2 separate regions of the Mus musculus genome follow, and region 1 is linked to region 2. Evidence: chromatin loops called from intact Hi-C (ENCODE). Cell type or tissue: gastrocnemius. All regions are shown on one strand. Region 1 overlaps Pidd1 (p53 induced death domain protein 1). Region 2 holds the start of Gm51460.

Region 1 (2,500 bases), 210 kb before region 2:
TTCAGCGTCTCGATCTCTCTGAGAACCTTCTAGACACCATACCCTCTGAGATTGGAAACCTGCGCAGCCTCAGTGAGCTCAATCTGGCCTCCAACCGGCTGCAGAGTCTCCCAGCTTCCCTCGGTGAGTAGCTACGGTGTCAGCTTTGTTTCACCAACCAGTACTGAGCGACTCTCAGCTACTGCCCAGAGCGCCACTCCCATGTGCCCACCCCCCCTGCAACCTAAAGTCTTAGGACCCTGTCCCCCCTTCTTCCACAGAGGCCCCTGAACCGTGTGCTCTTGCCCTGGGAACCTTCACTGCTTCCAGATGTCCCTTTTCTTTCTACCTCTTGGTTGCCTATAATTCACGTGTGTCATTGTCCCACCCTGTGATAGAGCCAGAAGCCTTTAGTTTGAGTGTTCTTGTCACAGGGCCACCATGAGTAGCCCTAAGCCAGCACTTGCCTGCAGCGGGGCTGCGGTCCCTGCGGCTCCTTGTTCTGCACAGCAACCTCCTGACCTCAGTGCCCACTGGCCTGGTCCACCTGCCACTGATCACTCGGCTTGACCTGAGGGACAACCGGCTCCGAGACCTGCCTGCTGAGTTACTAGACGCTCCCTTTGTGCGCCTGCAGGGGAACCCTCTGGGCGAGGCCTCTCCAGCACCCCCAAGTCCCCCAGGTAGGCTTGGCATGGGGTATAGCCAGGCTGTGAGAGGGTGAAGGCACATCACCATTCTGACTGTCACCTGTCCCTTGTGCAGACATATCCCAGGTTCCAGAAATGCCCAGGCTATTGCTGACCTCAGATTTGGACAGGTATTGGTGGGAATGTGGCTAGAACACATCGTCTCCCCTGCCTCCCAGGCCACACTGGGGTACCTTGTCTCTCAGCCCTCTTACCTCTCTTCTTACTCAGCTTCCTTGTGACTCCCCATGGCTGTTCTGTGACCCTGGCCTGTGGTGTCCGCCTACAGTTTCCAGCAGGAGCCACCACCACGCCTGTCACCATCCACTATCGACTCTGGTTGCCCGAGCCAGGCCTGGTCTCTCTGGGACCTCATGACTTCCTGCTTAGTAGTGTCCTGGAGCTGCAGCCCCATGGGGTGGCTTTCCAGCAAGTATGTCCAGGATGGGTAGGGAGCAGGTATTGCCTAGTCCTGGCCCCGTCTCACACTATTGTGGCCTACAGGATGTGAGCTTATGGCTGCTCTTTGTCCCTCCACGAGTCCGTCGCTGTCGTGAGGTAGTTGTGAGGACACGGAGTAACAACACCTGGAATGACCTAGAGACCCAACTGGAGGAAGAGGCACCCAAGGTGACAGCTGCCTAGGCCTTTGGGAGTGAGGGGAAAGGAGCAGCTTGCCCTGACACCACCCACCCTGCCCACTGTCTCCTGCCCTGACTCTCTCTTCCCCCGTGTTCCAGAGGCTCTGGGCTCGCTGCCAGGTGCCCCACTTCTCCTGGTTCCTGGTCGTTTTACGCCCAGTATCCAACACTTGCCTTTTGCCACCAGAGGGAGCACTTCTCTGCTCCTCAGGTCATCCTGGGGTCAGAGTCACTTTTCCCCCTGGGGTTACAGAAGAGCCTCGGCAAGTCTCCATGCAGGTATTGACAGGGTAGTACCAAGGGTGGCGGGAGGTGGTGCCTCAGCAGACAGGAGGGCACTGAAATGGTTCTCTGTCTAGGTAGTGCATATGGCTGGACTAGAGCTGAGAACCCTTCTGGAAGAATCAGAGGCATCAGTAAGCCCTCTGCTGTGCCTTTCACAGAGCGGCCCCCCCAGCTTCCTACAACCTGTCACTGTGCAGTTGCCCCTGCCTCCTGGCGTTACAGGTGAAGCTGCACGCCACAGGACTAAAGGTGGGTGCTTAGAGGGGGGAATAGCATTCAGAGGGGCTTCAGCCTTCTGTCATTTTCCATCCAGGCTTCAGTCTAGACCGCTCCCACCTGCATCTGCTCTACCGAACACCCCTGACAACCACCTGGGATGATATCACCACTCAGGTGGCACTGGAATTCACCCACCTGTATGCACGCTTCCAGGTCACGCACTTCTCCTGGTCAGTGTCCCCTAGCTTCCGCAGGACCCCTTCTGCCCTTCCTCTGTATGGCCACACCTCAACTCTGGCACTTCCAGGTACTGGCTCTGGTATACCACCAAAACCTGTGTGGGGGGCCTGGCCCGGAAGGCCTGGGAACGGCTGCGACTGCACCGTGTGAATCTCATTGCACTGCAGAGGCGCCGAGACCCTGAGCAGGTTCTGCTGCAGTGCCTGCCACGGAACAAGGTGGGGCAGCAGGAAGACAGAGGGGTGACCTGAAGGCCAGGCTGGGTACAAAGCTTTGGCCTCTGATCCCTGGTGGGTGCCCCACAGGTAGATGCCACCCTGAGTCGGCTGCTGGTTCGCTACCGTGGCCCTGAACCCTCTGAGACTGTGGAGATGTTTGAGGGTGAGAAGTTCTTTGCAGCCTTTGAGCGGGGCATTGATGTAGATGCAGGTAGGTCTCTTTTCCAGG
Region 2 (2,500 bases):
TGATATTAGAAAATGCAGACTGAGATAGACACAGAGCTTTGGCCCATTCATGACGGGGACCTCGGTCATGGTCCCAGTTTTCAGAAAAGAGGAGCTATAAGGAACTCTGTGAACCTCACTCACACAAGTCTTGGCTTTCTCTCAGTGCTGAGTGACGCCACAGGTTGCCCTTTTCACTCAGCATTCTTCCCAGAGGAATGAGTATAGAGTGGTCTATGGGGAGAAAGGAGGAATGCCGAGCTGCAAGTCAATCTCAAACTCCAACTGTGCTTCCAACCACTGGCCAAGATGACAGTCGCCAGACACGTTACTGTTTTCTGTTGCAGAGTACTCCTTTCAAGACACGATGGGAGCAACCCGGGGTTCAAACACAAGACAGGAAGACAGGTTTGAAAGCAATGTTGGCTCTGCCACTCTGCAGCGATGTAACACTGACAAGTGACTTTACCTCTCCGAACTATGGCTGTAAAGCTCCGACAGTGGTGCCTACTCGAGAATGCTGGGAGGGCTCCTCGAACTAAGGAAAACGATAATCGCGACATCAAGCACAATTTGGGCAAGTTCAGATGGTGCTGGCCAGGGCGAGGGCCATCAGGACAGAAAACCAGGTAGCTAGGGGTCACACCTTTCTTATGCACCAGTCCAGGTTCCCGCATGACCAGACAGGTGGCCGGCACCACGCCCATGGGCCTCCCGGTCGCAGCCGGACGTTCCGGGGCTCAGCTCGAGGCCTCAGCCACCCTCTCGTCCTCCGGACCGACCCGCGGCCAGAGCGACGTAGGCCTAGCCGGCCCGGAAGGCCACAGACAAAGCGTACGGCCACCATAGGTGGCCCGCGCGGCCGGACGCGACAGGGACACCGGGCCAGAGCGGCTACCGCACGTACCCGGGAACCTCGCGCCTCCCGGACGCTCCTAGACGATCCCGCCTCTGTCCGAACACGACCGCAAGTAGGCCGGTCAGCCGCCGCCGCCGTCGCCGCGCGCTCCCCGACCCGGAAGTGCACCCATACTCTTCCGGAACTTTCTGCCCTGCCCGTTGGTGGAAACTACTAAGGCCAAAACGGGGAGGAACTCGCGGCGGAGGATGACGAGACGTTAGCGCGTCCCCTTCCTCTCAGAACACCGACTAGCCCATCACAAGTACTGTCAGAGGAGAGCAGTGTTTTGCTGAGCGTGTGCTGTCCGAGCTCTCACCAGTGCACTAAACCAGGCTGTGGGTCTCACCTCCATGCAGTTGGTACAGTCCGACTCCCCATCCGCCGCGATGAATGGGAGCGGCCCCGGGACCACGTCTCCGCCCACAACCGTCCCGCCCTCCCGTGAGCGCCTCCTCCTGGTGGCTGGACTTAACTGCAGCCCGCGGCTGGAGGAGCGCTAGAGAAAAGCTTCAGGATGTCCCCTGGGTCTTCAGGTTCCCTTCCAGTATGCAGTTAATCATGATGGATCCTGTATATACGAGCTCCTCCGTCCCCTTCAGCCCGGCGAGGAGAGGCACAGTAACTTGTGAACACCGTGAAGAACTTAATTGTATGGCACAGATAATTAATAGAAAGAACAGAACTAGAGGTTACCGCCTGGCAGTAGGACACTTTCTTGCCTAGTACGCATAAAGGCCTGGTGAGAGGGGTCAAAGTATGGAGCATAATAGGATTAGGGGAAGAACCATGAGAGGACTCAGGGAAAATTCAGACCCACAAAACTGAGACTGACCTAGAGGCTGAGGGGATCAGAGGACACTGAGGTACTAAACAGGTGGCAATCATGGCTCACTGGACTCAACTGCCCATTTTGTGGTCCAGGGACCACTGTGGCTCAGAAGGGATGGCTTTTGATAGGAATAGAAGACAGACTGTAGCCGGGCAGTGGTGGTGCACGCTTTTAATCCCAGCACTTGGGATGCAGAGGCAGGCAGGCGGGTTTCTGAGTTCAAGGCCAGCCTGGTCTTCAGAGTGAGTTCCAGGACAGCCAGGGCTATACAGAGAAACCCTGTCTCGAAAACAACAAGAACAACAACAAAAAAAAAAAAGGAAAGAAAGAAAGAAAGAAAGAAAGAAAGAAAGAAAGAAAGAAAAAAAAAAAAAGAAAAGAAAAGAAAAGAAAAAGAAAGGAGGAGAAGACAGACTGTAGATTTACTGAGAAACTGGATGAGAGGGGCAGGGAGGAGAGGGAAGGAAGAATATGAAGATGAGGAGATAGGAGTCTACTTAGAAGAGGGAAAGCTAGGGTTATCCCCAGAGAGCAGAGGACAAAAGGCTGCCTTGGAGATAAAATGTGGTGGTAGTGGGGACCAGCTTTGGAACCTGGGACTTTCAGTGCTAAAAAGTCCAGATTCTACAAAGAAACTCAAGGGTAGGGTACTGAAGAAAACAAGAAAAGGAGAAGCAAACACATACATCAAGAAGGGATCTGGGGCTGGACAGGGTGACATAACCTTTACTCTCAGAAGAGACAGGCGGACCAGTGTGAGTTCAAGGCTAGCCTGGAGCACATAGCAAGTT

Evidence for each region. A loop is a pair of places that touch in the nucleus more often than their neighbours do. Peaks named below come from ENCODE experiments on the same cell type or tissue, not always from the same donor. Only the 100,000 strongest peaks of a DNase experiment are listed, where the experiment ranks them.
Region 1: it touches region 2 in a loop (2.3-fold over the local background); 1 of 42 quality-filtered maps calls a loop at or near these places.

What each region holds. Positions count from the first base shown.
Region 1 is chr7:141,439,774-141,442,273 of GRCm38, reverse strand. It overlaps Pidd1 (p53 induced death domain protein 1), which reads left to right. Exons shown (of 16, transcript NM_022654.2): 3 at 1-123; 4 at 453-662; 5 at 745-799; 6 at 900-1,101; 7 at 1,173-1,298; 8 at 1,409-1,588; 9 at 1,669-1,816; 10 at 1,908-2,043; 11 at 2,121-2,271; 12 at 2,359-2,482. Among named protein-coding and RNA genes, the nearest start is that of Pidd1, 3.0 kb to the left of the region's middle. In gastrocnemius, a CTCF peak has its summit at 1,485 (motif pointing right); a DNase peak (open chromatin) is centred at 1,440.
Region 2 is chr7:141,227,278-141,229,777 of GRCm38, reverse strand. Gm51460 reads left to right here and starts at 162. Exons shown (of 1, transcript XM_030243134.1): 1 at 162-1,572. The coding sequence starts at 567. The coding sequence ends at 1,055. It overlaps Phrf1 (PHD and ring finger domains 1), which reads right to left and starts at 990. Exons shown (of 18, transcript NM_001081118.1): 1 at 887-990. In gastrocnemius, a CTCF peak has its summit at 1,340 (motif pointing left); DNase peaks (open chromatin) are centred at 749, 1,021 and 1,308; H3K4me3 peaks cover 1,677 bases; H3K27ac peaks cover 1,853 bases.